2 separate regions of the Homo sapiens genome follow, and region 2 is linked to region 1. A link is an interaction called in ENCODE POLR2A ChIA-PET data of the cell type or tissue named here. Cell type or tissue: Panc1. All regions are shown on one strand. Links, peaks and the distances in the headings refer to the core of each region. The heading gives the core; the rest is flanking DNA.

Region 1 (5,381 bases), core at 297-5,296:
AGAATCCCCTGGGAAGCTGGCTAAAAATGCAGATTCCATGATCCCTCCCCAGACTTACTGAAAGAGCATCTCCGGAGATGGGACCATGGAAGCAGCATTTGTTACAAGTGCCGGTGGGATTCTCATGCCTGAGGAATCTTTAGACCCATGGTTTGGGACAAATGCGAACTCCAAGGAGATGCAGAGGGGAAGCAGAGGAGCCTCAGGCTCCTCCTCCAACCCCCCCCCCCCCCCACCTCCCCCTCCGCATCCGTCACTTTCAGAGAGGTGACTACAGAGGCTGAAAACTAGCCAACTCCCTATGTGTCAATGAATGACAGATTTTGCTCCTCTTTTTATAATGGGCAGAAACAACACAATTTGTGAGAGCTCTTTTCCGAGCTTTTTCTGAAGTGCTGGTGGATATGCAGAGTCATTCCCATGAAACTTCATAAGTGCTTCCAATGTACTGGAATTTTTTGTTCTTGATTCTGACATCTTTATCAGCCCTGCCTAACATTACATGGCCTTCAAGACAAGGGAAAAATAACCTTAACACTACCTTATCCCACCGAATTTGTGCAGAACAATTGCCACAGCTGAGAATCAAGTGACAGTGCTCCCTAAGTACAGTATTTTACAATGAAAAGCCTTTGATAGCCACGGACACTCCTAATGGTTTCCCAGAGGGAGACACGGAGGGGGACAACACTGCCAGATGCGATTCCTTTGGTCCTGATGGCATGGGAGGAAACCATATGCATAACTTCTACTCTGCAACACTCTTTTATCATGGTGTGTCCATAGCATCTTTCTCTTTGTAATTCAAGCCATTAGTACAGAGGGATTCAGCATCTGTGGCCGTGGGGACACTGTTGGCAGCTTGCCAGAGATGCAAAGAAGCCACACACAGAGCCCCTCAGTTACTGTACTGCCGGTGCTGCAGATGGGAAAGGGGTGTGAAGGTGGGAAGATGGCCCCTGTCCGGAAGCTGTTTGCAGTCTACTGGGAGGGATAATGGGTGTTCACACAAACACGGACAATGCAAGGGTACTATGGGAAAAAGCCATCCATCTGCGGTAAACAAAGGGCCCTAGGATCTCAGAGGAATGACATGAGAGTTGACGGGTCCTCAGGGAAGGCTCGATGGAGCGCAGGTCTTGGGTAGCCTTTGAAGGGTAGGCAGACTTTGGTCCTCTGGGTGGACTGGAGGGAGGTGACCCATGGCCTGCAAAGGATGGTTCTCATGCTCAGTGCTGACTCTGCACTCACTCCATCCTGAGAATGATGCCTCCTGGAATTCTGCACCCTGGGGCCTCTTTCAGTTGACTCTTGTTTGAGCCCTGCGGGAGCCACAGGTTTATGGGGAAGAGACACATTGGAATTTGCATCTTCCTTCCTGGGAGAATTGTTGTGATGCCCTTGGTTGTGGGGTGGGGAGGATGGAAGCCAGCCTCACACGTACCCCACAGGAGGAGGCTGGCTTGGGATCACTTTGTGGGGTCCTTGCAGCTGTTGGATTGACTAGAGGCCACATGGCAGATTCTTCTGACAAGGGTCATAGATTCCAAAGTGACCACAATTGGTGGCCAAAATTGAACCATCTTTTGATTTTTTTCCCTTTGGAGATGGGGACCATGCTGGGCATTTCTCTTCTTTGGGAAGTTTTTGTCTTCTGCTATTGACACTGTGCAAAGGCCAGATATGGAGTAGATAGGTATGCCCTCTTTTTGAGAATATCACTGTAACCAAGAAATGTTCCAAGAGTGTGTGGAAGCTAGACCCTGGGCTTCAGAGAACAAAGGAGCACTTATTTAGTTCCACAACAGACACCCCCCCCCCCCCCCCGCCCACTGTCTTGGCATCTTCCCTGCATCTTTATAGTGAAGGCATGACCTATGTGGTGGGGACTGAGCCTCAGCACATCCCATCACAACAGCCCAATCATTAGCACCTTTCAGAAGTGATGGAGCAGGTGCAAGAGGAAATCCTCCACAGTGGAGACTTGGTCACTTGGGGTGACCACTGCAAGAGTGAGCCCTGAAGACCTTGGCATCTGGCCTCTGGGAAGCATCACTGATTGGGCACTAAGTCCTTTGCCGAGTTTACCCTGGGACCATGCCTCCCCGGGCTATTCCCTGCCAATGACCTGTCTAGGAGAGCTGGGATTCCTTTGTCAGCTACCTTGGGCTCAAAGACTCCCCAGTGGTTTTGCCAAAGCTCCCTTTGACAGCACGGTAGTTTAGGGCATTTCCACCTAACCTCCTTCTGTCCTTCCCTCCAGGTCAGACTTGCACTGTGGTCTGATGACCCCCTAGCCTTCCTTGGTTCCCTTCTTATTTCCCTTAATGCAGGCATTTCCTTTCTGAAAATCCTTGCGTGTTTAATTCCATCCTGGAGATGGAGGAGCTGAACTAGCATAAATTGCTGTTTCATCTTGCAAAATAGAAAAGGGTTTGAGAGGGTCCAGTCAGGCAGCACTGGTGATGGAATACCTCAAGCAACAATTTGAACATGACCAAAGGGTACACATGGGTAGCCCCAGGCCTCCTGCCAGCCCTATTCAGGAGGGCCCTTATTTTGGCTGCTGGGATATTTCTAATGCCCTGGGGACAGTTGATCAGGGCTTGGAGAACATGGAGAAGCTGACGGTTGTCTAGGGCTAGTGTGAAGGGCCAGATGCCTGTTCCTATAGTGCATTGTTGGGACAGACAGTGTAGTGCATTGTTGAACCTATAGGCACTGGCCCCAGTGGGCAAGAGGTCACTCCACCTTGCTGGCCAGCAGAGACACGGGGTTTACCTACTGGGATTTCTGACCTCATAAGCCTGCTGTGAAGAGGCACAGGGAAGCCTATGGGAAGAGGTGAAGGGATGGCTGAGTCATAAACCATTCTTTTCTCCATTCTTCTTTCTTCTTGTTTCTTTCTCTTTCCTTCTTCCTCAGCTCAGTTTTTTCTCTCTTTTCTTTCTTGCTTTTCCATCATGCAAATCTCAAAGTAAGGCAAGACAGAAAACCTGCTCCCATATTTTCCTTATTAAAATCACACGAGTGGGCTGGTGGTCAAAGGTTGACCTTCTGAGCTCCTCTCCCTGAGGTTTCTAGGGGACATTTCTGTGCTGCAGCGGGTTAAGGGAGGACTAGCTTCCGTTGGCATTGGGTAGATGGGGGAATTTCCACTGTGAGAGCTAAAATATGCTGATATCTAGTTTACACCATGTGGACTGGAAAGTCATGTGAATTGCAAGAGGCAAATAGTTCTGATGCTTTTGTGTTGCCTTGGGTGAATACCAAGTGGTTTCTGCATTAAAAAAAAATGCCTGGGAGAATTGGGCCAATTACTTGCTATAGACAGAGGGAAAAGTCCTTTTTGCTAATTTGAGACTATTAAAGTACAATCTGGGCACTGAGTTTCAAATTCACTGCCAAAAAATATAGGTCTTATACCCTCATCCTATTTTCCTATCACCTAACTTTGTCTTGGCCATCAAAGAGCGTGATCGCTTCGGCTCCAGAGCTCCCAAGATTGATGCTGTGCCCTGCACACTGGTACATTTTAATATAACAACTCTAAGCTGGAGCACAGGTACAGATGCAAGAAGGGTGGGCAGAGAGAATGTTTTATGTTCTTTGGCACAAGTTGAAGTTACCAAATCTCTGCAGGAAGAGATTGGGGTGCGAGGAAATACTTGAAGAAGAAGTAAAACAAAACAAAACAAAAACCCAGGGAATTTAATGTGGAGTTCTACTAATATTCAATACTTCTCATTTTTCTCCACTTTTTCATCAGTCAGACACTTTTTAAATCAATTGGAGGATTCTTTTCCTTTTCTCACTCTGCTTTTTTTTTTGTTTGTTTGTTTTATTCCACCCTCAGAAATCGTTGCCTCCTGCAATGGTAACTTCTTTTAGTAACTCTCCCATCCTTAACAGGGTCACTCATTCTTAAGCTTTGCCATTAGTCATTGACTTAGAAATAAATTTTGGGAGAAGAGGTGGGGAAAGCCAGATTGCTCAGCTGGTCATATATCTGTGCTGTTTTTCGTCCCTGGCAAGGGGGTGAGGAGTTCCCAGCTGATTTAGAGTGTGATGGTGTCATCGTCAAGGTATATTTTCATTGTGAGAGAAACATGAGAAGCAGAGCAAAGCAGACTTGCTGCGGCCTGGGCATGGTTGTCTGCATGGCCCCCTCAGGAAGGCGTCCGTCGTCCAGGCTGGACATCAACATGCTCCCAGGGCTGAGCGCAGAGTCCCCTCAACAAGGGAACAAACCCACCTTCGGCGGAAAGCCTGGAAGCTCCTCGGGATTGTGTGGCACCTTTCTGGGGTGTTGAGTCTGGAGCCACTTGCCTGGGTTGGCATGCAGGCTCACCACATCCCAGCTGTGTGACAACGGGCAAATGATTTAACCTCTCAGAGCCTCAGTTTCCACATCTGTAAAATGGGAATCATAGTATCAGAGAACTATAGCAAGGATTTAGTGGGTGAATACATTTAACACTGCCTCACACTATATGTCAACTATTATTATGATCGTTATTATTTCTAAAGGAAGAAGTGTGGCCTTCTAGGCCGGGGAGCCTTAGTGGAGTTAGACATCGGAATGGGCCAAATTGGAGAGCCAGAATCACCTGTACAAGCTCTTCTGGAGAAAATAACTTGCAAATCCAGTCTTTAATGACTCACTTTTTTTTTTTTCAGGGTCTTGCTTTGTCGCCCAGGCTGGAGTGTGGTGGCATGATCTCGGCTCACTGCAACCTCCACCTCCCGGGTTCAAATGATTCTCATGCCTCAGCCTCCTGAGTAGCTAGGATTATAGGCATGTGCCACCACACCTAGGTATTTTTTTTTTTTTTTGTATTTTTAGTAGAGACAGTGTTTCACCATGTTGGCCAGGCTGGTCTCAAACTCCTGGCCTCAAGTGATCCAGCTGCCTTGGCCTCCCAAAATGCTGAGATTACAGGTGTGAGCCACCACACCTGGCCCAATGACTCATTTTATGAGTGTCATCTATAGGCAGGAGACACTTCATAAACATGCTCGAATTCTCATAACAACACCAGGTGGAGGACATGATCATCCCCATATCACAGATCAAGAAACTGGGGCTCAGGCTGCCAAGAACCTTGCCCCCAGGCAGTGGAGGAGTGAGAATTGGACTGAAAATTGGCACACCACCTCTTGCCACAGTTCCTAAGTCAGGACTAGCCAGTGCAGTCACTTGGAGGTGCTTAGAGTGACTCAACTCTGGACATACACAATTTTGCACAGGCAAAAGTAATCGAAGGTTACACAATGTCTTTGCTTGGAAAGAGCCTTAAATGTGTTATACACAGTACATCTAAGAATTAATTCACCAGCAAATGAAGTGTGCCTTCTGGAACCCAAGGCAGCCCTTAATA
Region 2 (5,381 bases), core at 87-5,086, 140 kb before region 1:
ATTAAAACCCACTCATGATTTTAAAAAGTAACAAAGACCTCTTCGCCAGCAAATCTGGATAGAATATCTACAACTAGACATTTTTGGGAATGCTCATACTTCAATGGTGAAACACTAGAAGCACTCCAGTAGGCGAAGATGACGACGGCAGTGTTCTCTACCATGTTACTACTCAAAATGGTCCTGGAAGTTCCCAGCCTACACCAGATGAGAAAATGAAATGGATGCATAAACACAAGGAAAAGCAAGTACGAACTATAATTAATTCGAAGGTAGAAGACTGCCGACTCCAAAATCCTAGAGCTCTAACTGACCATTAAAACAGTGTCCAGCAAAGGAACAAGGTAAACATATGAAAACTTAGTGATTTTCCTATACAACGGCAATCAATTAGAAATCAGTCTTTTTGAAAATCCTATTCGTAATAGCTAGAAAAACAACCTAAGAATAAATCTAAAAGAAAACAGACAAAACTACAATACACAACACACACATACAAATGCACATATACCTATACATTCAGCTATAAAACTTTACTCAAGGACAGAAGAAGACAAGTAAATTGGGAGAAATACCATGTTCAGAGATGAGTATCAGAAGGCTCAACACTTCACATACCTAGTCTCCAACCCAAATTAATCTAGAAATTCAATACAATCTTCAGCCATGAAAAAAAAAAATCCCTACTAGAATTTTTCACAGAACTTGACAGGCTGATTTTAAATTTCCTATAGAAGACTGTGGAATTTCTTTAAAAGCCAATATAATTTTGAAGAATTACAGCAAAGGGGAGGGATAGGCAACTTGATATGAAAACATTATAATGCTATGGCCATTAAAACAATGTTATAAAGAATAAAGACTATGTAAATTGATCACTGAAACAAAGTAAGAGTCAGATTGATACAACCAGTTTGGAGGGCAATTTAGCAGGATGTTTAAGTTAAAAATGTTCACACTCTTCTATCCAGCTACTTTCTGGGCACATGTACACAAGACGTGCCCTAGAGTGAGTTCACCGCTACACCGGACATCCCAAAAAAACAAAAGCTGCAGACAACCTTAATGTCCTTCAATGGGGAAGTGACTAATCATTTAACACTGCAGAAGTAAAGTTAGGAAGCAACTAAGAAAGAATGAGACAGGTCTACACACACCACACAGAGTGATCTTTAGAGGTATCTAGGGCATCTTGTTGATGGAAAAAGTTACATCATATCGTTTGTGTACATTCTAAACACACATTGGCAGTACTTTCTATGTTCACTATAGAAAACATGTATACAAAACCATGTCCCTACAAATCACCAAAGATCTTGTTAAGATGCAGATTCCAATTCAACTGGATTGGGGCGGTGCCTCAGAGTCTGCATTTCTAACCAACTCCAGCAAGCTTGATGCTGCTGCCAGTCCATGGACCACCCTGCAGACAGCAAAGGCACAGGAGATGATGTGGAAGGTTCCAGGGGAGACCAACACTAAGAGCTGATGAATGGGGAAGAGGGTGGAAGACAACAGTCAAGTGAGATGGCCAACAGGAGTCTTTATAATGTTCCAGACCAGCCCGGGTAACAGTGAGACCCATCTCTAAACTAAATAAATTAATTTAGTATTTGTTAAAGAAGAGAGAGGCCAGGGGTGGTGGCTCATGCCTGTAATCCCAGAGCTTTGGAAAGGCAGGGCAGGAAGATCACTCGAGGCCAAGAGTTTGAGGCTGCAGTGAGCTATAATGGCACCACTGCATTATGGCCTGGATGACAGAGACCCTGTCTCAAAAAAAAAAAAAAAAAAAGAATAATGTCATTGAGTACTTGTGTAATTAAAAGCTAGTTTTTAAAAACCCATATAGACTACTTTTGAGTATCTCCTTACTAAATTCTAGGAGCCTCATGATGTTAAGTACAGAGAGGGCCAACTAGTGTTGCCAGCTCCTCTCCTCAAACAAGAATCCATAACTGACCAGAAGAGAGCAAGAGCTGAGGGAAAATAACCAATAAGCTAGCAGTGACAGCCTATTACTACTGAAGAGGTACTTTTAAAAATGCTATTTTAAGTCAGGTGCTCTGTTTTTATTTAAAATAGTTTAAGTCTAGAGAGCTTATTAAAAATAAACAACTGCTAGTTCTATCTTTAGTATTATCTATGCAACATAGTTCAGGAAGTTTTTACATGGTCTACTATGTTTTACTTTTACTTCATATTCTTGCTAATTAATGCTTCCAGAGGAAATCCTTCTTAACTACTAAAGAATTAATGAGCATGCAAAAATGTCCCCTCTATAACGCCAACTATCAAAAACTTCTGTCAGACCTGAAACTGAAGCTTCATTAGCTCCCAGTAAATGGACCTCTGTACGGCTGATCTGACACAAGATGATATGCATTGACAAGCTCTTTCTCTATTTACTGAAGGAATTGCCTGCAATAACTGAATAGACACAAATGACCACTTGCTATGGTCTGAATATTTGTGTCCCCCAAAATTTCCTATGTTGAAACCCAATCCCTAGTATGATGGTACTAAAAGGTTAGACTTTTGAGAAATAACTAGGTCTCATACATAGGAGAGTGGCACAAGGCTCTGCCCTCATGAATGGGATTGGTGCCCTGATAAGAGACCTGGCTAGTCCCTTCCACCATGTGAGGACACTGTGAGAAGGGCAGAGAGCAGCCCTCGCCAGGCACCAATCTGCTGGGTGCCTTGACCTTGGACTTCTGGGCCCCCAGGACTATGAGCATACATTTATGTTATTTCTAAGCCTCCCAGTTTATAGTATTTTGTTACAGCTCTCCAAATGGACTATGACACCAGGCAAGTCAAAACTGAGATGTGTAGATTTTATTATATACTAAAACAAAAAAGATTTTAGTGGAAATGGATTCATGAAATATATTAAAATTGGAGGCAAAGTCTCAGGTCCAACACTGAGTCATCCCATACAGTCACAACAACTGATAAAATCTGAAAGTAACTCTGACATAGTTAACTGGTACTAGACATATAATCACAGGGAGTCATTAAAGGGTACCATGAGGATCAAACAACTTTTAAAAGTAGCACCCTCTGAGAAGGCAGAACATAATCTCTTTCTTTAACTCATGCTAGTTGAGAAATCATTTCGGAACTGATGCCTGAACTGAAATCTTGTGAAGTAGGAGTTAGGAAGTACAATGCAAACAACAAAAGGCAAAGGGTAACCCATCACACACTTAGACAACTATGCATTATGTCATTATCCCGTAGGCAAGGGCGAGTCATAAAGGCAAAAATAAACACACACACATACACCAAGATCAAAGTCAAAAGCCAACGGGGAGAAAGTATGTCCAAGAAACATCACCAAGGACTAATATAATACCCCTACCATACAAAATATCACCAAGGACTAATATAATACCCCTACTATACAAAATATCACCAAGGACTAACATAATACCCCTACCATACAAAATATCGCCAAGGACTAATATAATACCCCTACCATACAAAGTATCGCCAAGGACTAATATAATACCCCTACCATACAAAGTATCGCCAAGGACTAATATAATACCCCTACCATACAAAGTATCGCCAAGGACTAATATAATACCCCTACCATACAAAGTATCGCCAAGGACTAATATAATACCCCTACCATACAAAGTATCGCCAAGGACTAATATAATACCCCTACCATACAAAGTATCGCCAAGGACTAATATAATACCCCTACCATACAAAATATCGCCAAGGACTAATATAATACCCCTACCATACAAAATATCACCAAGGACTAATATAATACCCCTACCATACAAAGGATCACCAAGGACTAATATAATACCCCTACTATACAAAATATCACCAAGGACTAATATAATACCCCTACCATACAAAGGATCACCAAGGACTAATATAATATCCCTATCATACAAAGTACTCTTAAAAACTGGCAATCCCACATCTAAGAAACTATCCTGAAGGCAGGCCTCCAACAGTATAAAACTACACATCCACAAGTTTATTCATTGCAACACCGTTTATAATTACAAACACCAGAAACATTCTAAATGCCATACATAGGAGAGTGGTTGAATAAACTATGGTACATCCACACGAAGGAGTGGCTATTTTTTAAAATGAAGATGATCTTTAAGAGCTGATGTGAGTGATTTCCAAGACATATTGATAAGTGAAAAAAGTCAAGTGCAGAAGAGTATCTTATACCATACTACCTGCTCTTTTTTTTAAGAAAGATAATGCAATAAAATACATATGTATCTGTTGATTTGCACAAAACATACATGAAAGACAAACTAGAAACTAAAGAGACTGGTCACCCACAGAGGGTGGGTAGAAAAGGAGTGGAGGGCGTACAGAATGGGAATGGGAAAGCTGGAACGAGGAGGCTTTTCTGAGTGTATACCCTGGTGCACAGCTCTCACGCTTGGAAGCCACATCAATATTTCACACATCCAAAACACACAATGACAATCAACCAGGATGTGTGTATGGGGAACAAAAAAATGGAATCCAAGCAGTAACAAATTAATCTAACTCAATTACAAATGAATAAAATAACCACATTGAAGGAGGTGAAAAGAAAAAGCAATCTTGGAAAACAGTATTTTGACTGGGACACCATAAAGCTAAAGACAAAAAGAGCCGTACACAAAATCTATATTCTTGGACTTTAAGAGTCAGCAAACCATGTCCATAAAGGGTCAGACAGTAAAGCTTTTCAGCTTTGGAGGCCATATGGTCTCTCTCGCAACCATGCGTGATATATAAACAAATAGGCGGGGCTGTGTTCCAATAAAACTTTATTTACAAAAACATCAAGCGGGCCAGATTGAACCCATGGGCTACAGTTCACTGGCATGTGTTCTAGTTAATAAAGCTGCTTCTCAGAGGGATTTGGGTTAGCAAATTTGAAACTACTTTGATGTTATACTAGAGTTGAGCAAATGAGTAAATGTATTACAGACAGCGGAGTATGGATTTCTCACTGCTGGAGAAAGGAGTTAACAATTAAGGAAAAGAAGAAGGTTAGAATGAATGCTATGGTGTTAAACTGGAAATGGAATTCATCAATAGGAACTCATTTTTAACTGCATATGCAGAGAGATCCATATATAGATGTGCAGGTTTGTGTGGGCTAAGATACAGGCATGCACTTCCAAGCTTTGTCCTCCTAGAGGTTCGAGAGGCAACGGCAACAAGCACGTGTTGCCCCGCATGTGCATTTCTAAATGCCGTTTGCCAATAAAATGAAACAGTGCTCCCTCAAGTGCCTGACTCCAGAGCTGGAGCAAAGAAAATTCAAGATGCACCCTGAGTGTCCTGTGGTAGCTGAAAATAAGAAATTGGGAAAACATGATGAAAGGACATAGGACCCA

Evidence for each region. ChIA-PET counts read pairs that join two places held together with the same protein. Peaks named below come from ENCODE experiments on the same cell type or tissue, not always from the same donor. Only the 100,000 strongest peaks of a DNase experiment are listed, where the experiment ranks them.
Region 2: POLR2A ChIA-PET joins it to region 1 with 9 read pairs; 2 of 35 experiments call an interaction of 5 or more read pairs at or near these places.

Annotation. Positions count from the first base shown.
Region 1 is chr6:4,670,795-4,676,175 of GRCh38, reverse strand. No RefSeq gene overlaps it. Among named protein-coding and RNA genes, the nearest start is that of KU-MEL-3, 63 kb to the right of the region's middle. In Panc1, for the core only: no CTCF peak of the experiment used is centred there; no DNase peak of the experiment used is centred there.
Region 2 is chr6:4,808,020-4,813,400 of GRCh38, reverse strand. All of the region lies in intron 1 of CDYL (chromodomain Y like), which reads right to left. Among named protein-coding and RNA genes, the nearest start is that of CDYL, 34 kb to the right of the region's middle. In Panc1, for the core only: no CTCF peak of the experiment used is centred there; a DNase peak (open chromatin) is centred at 3,100.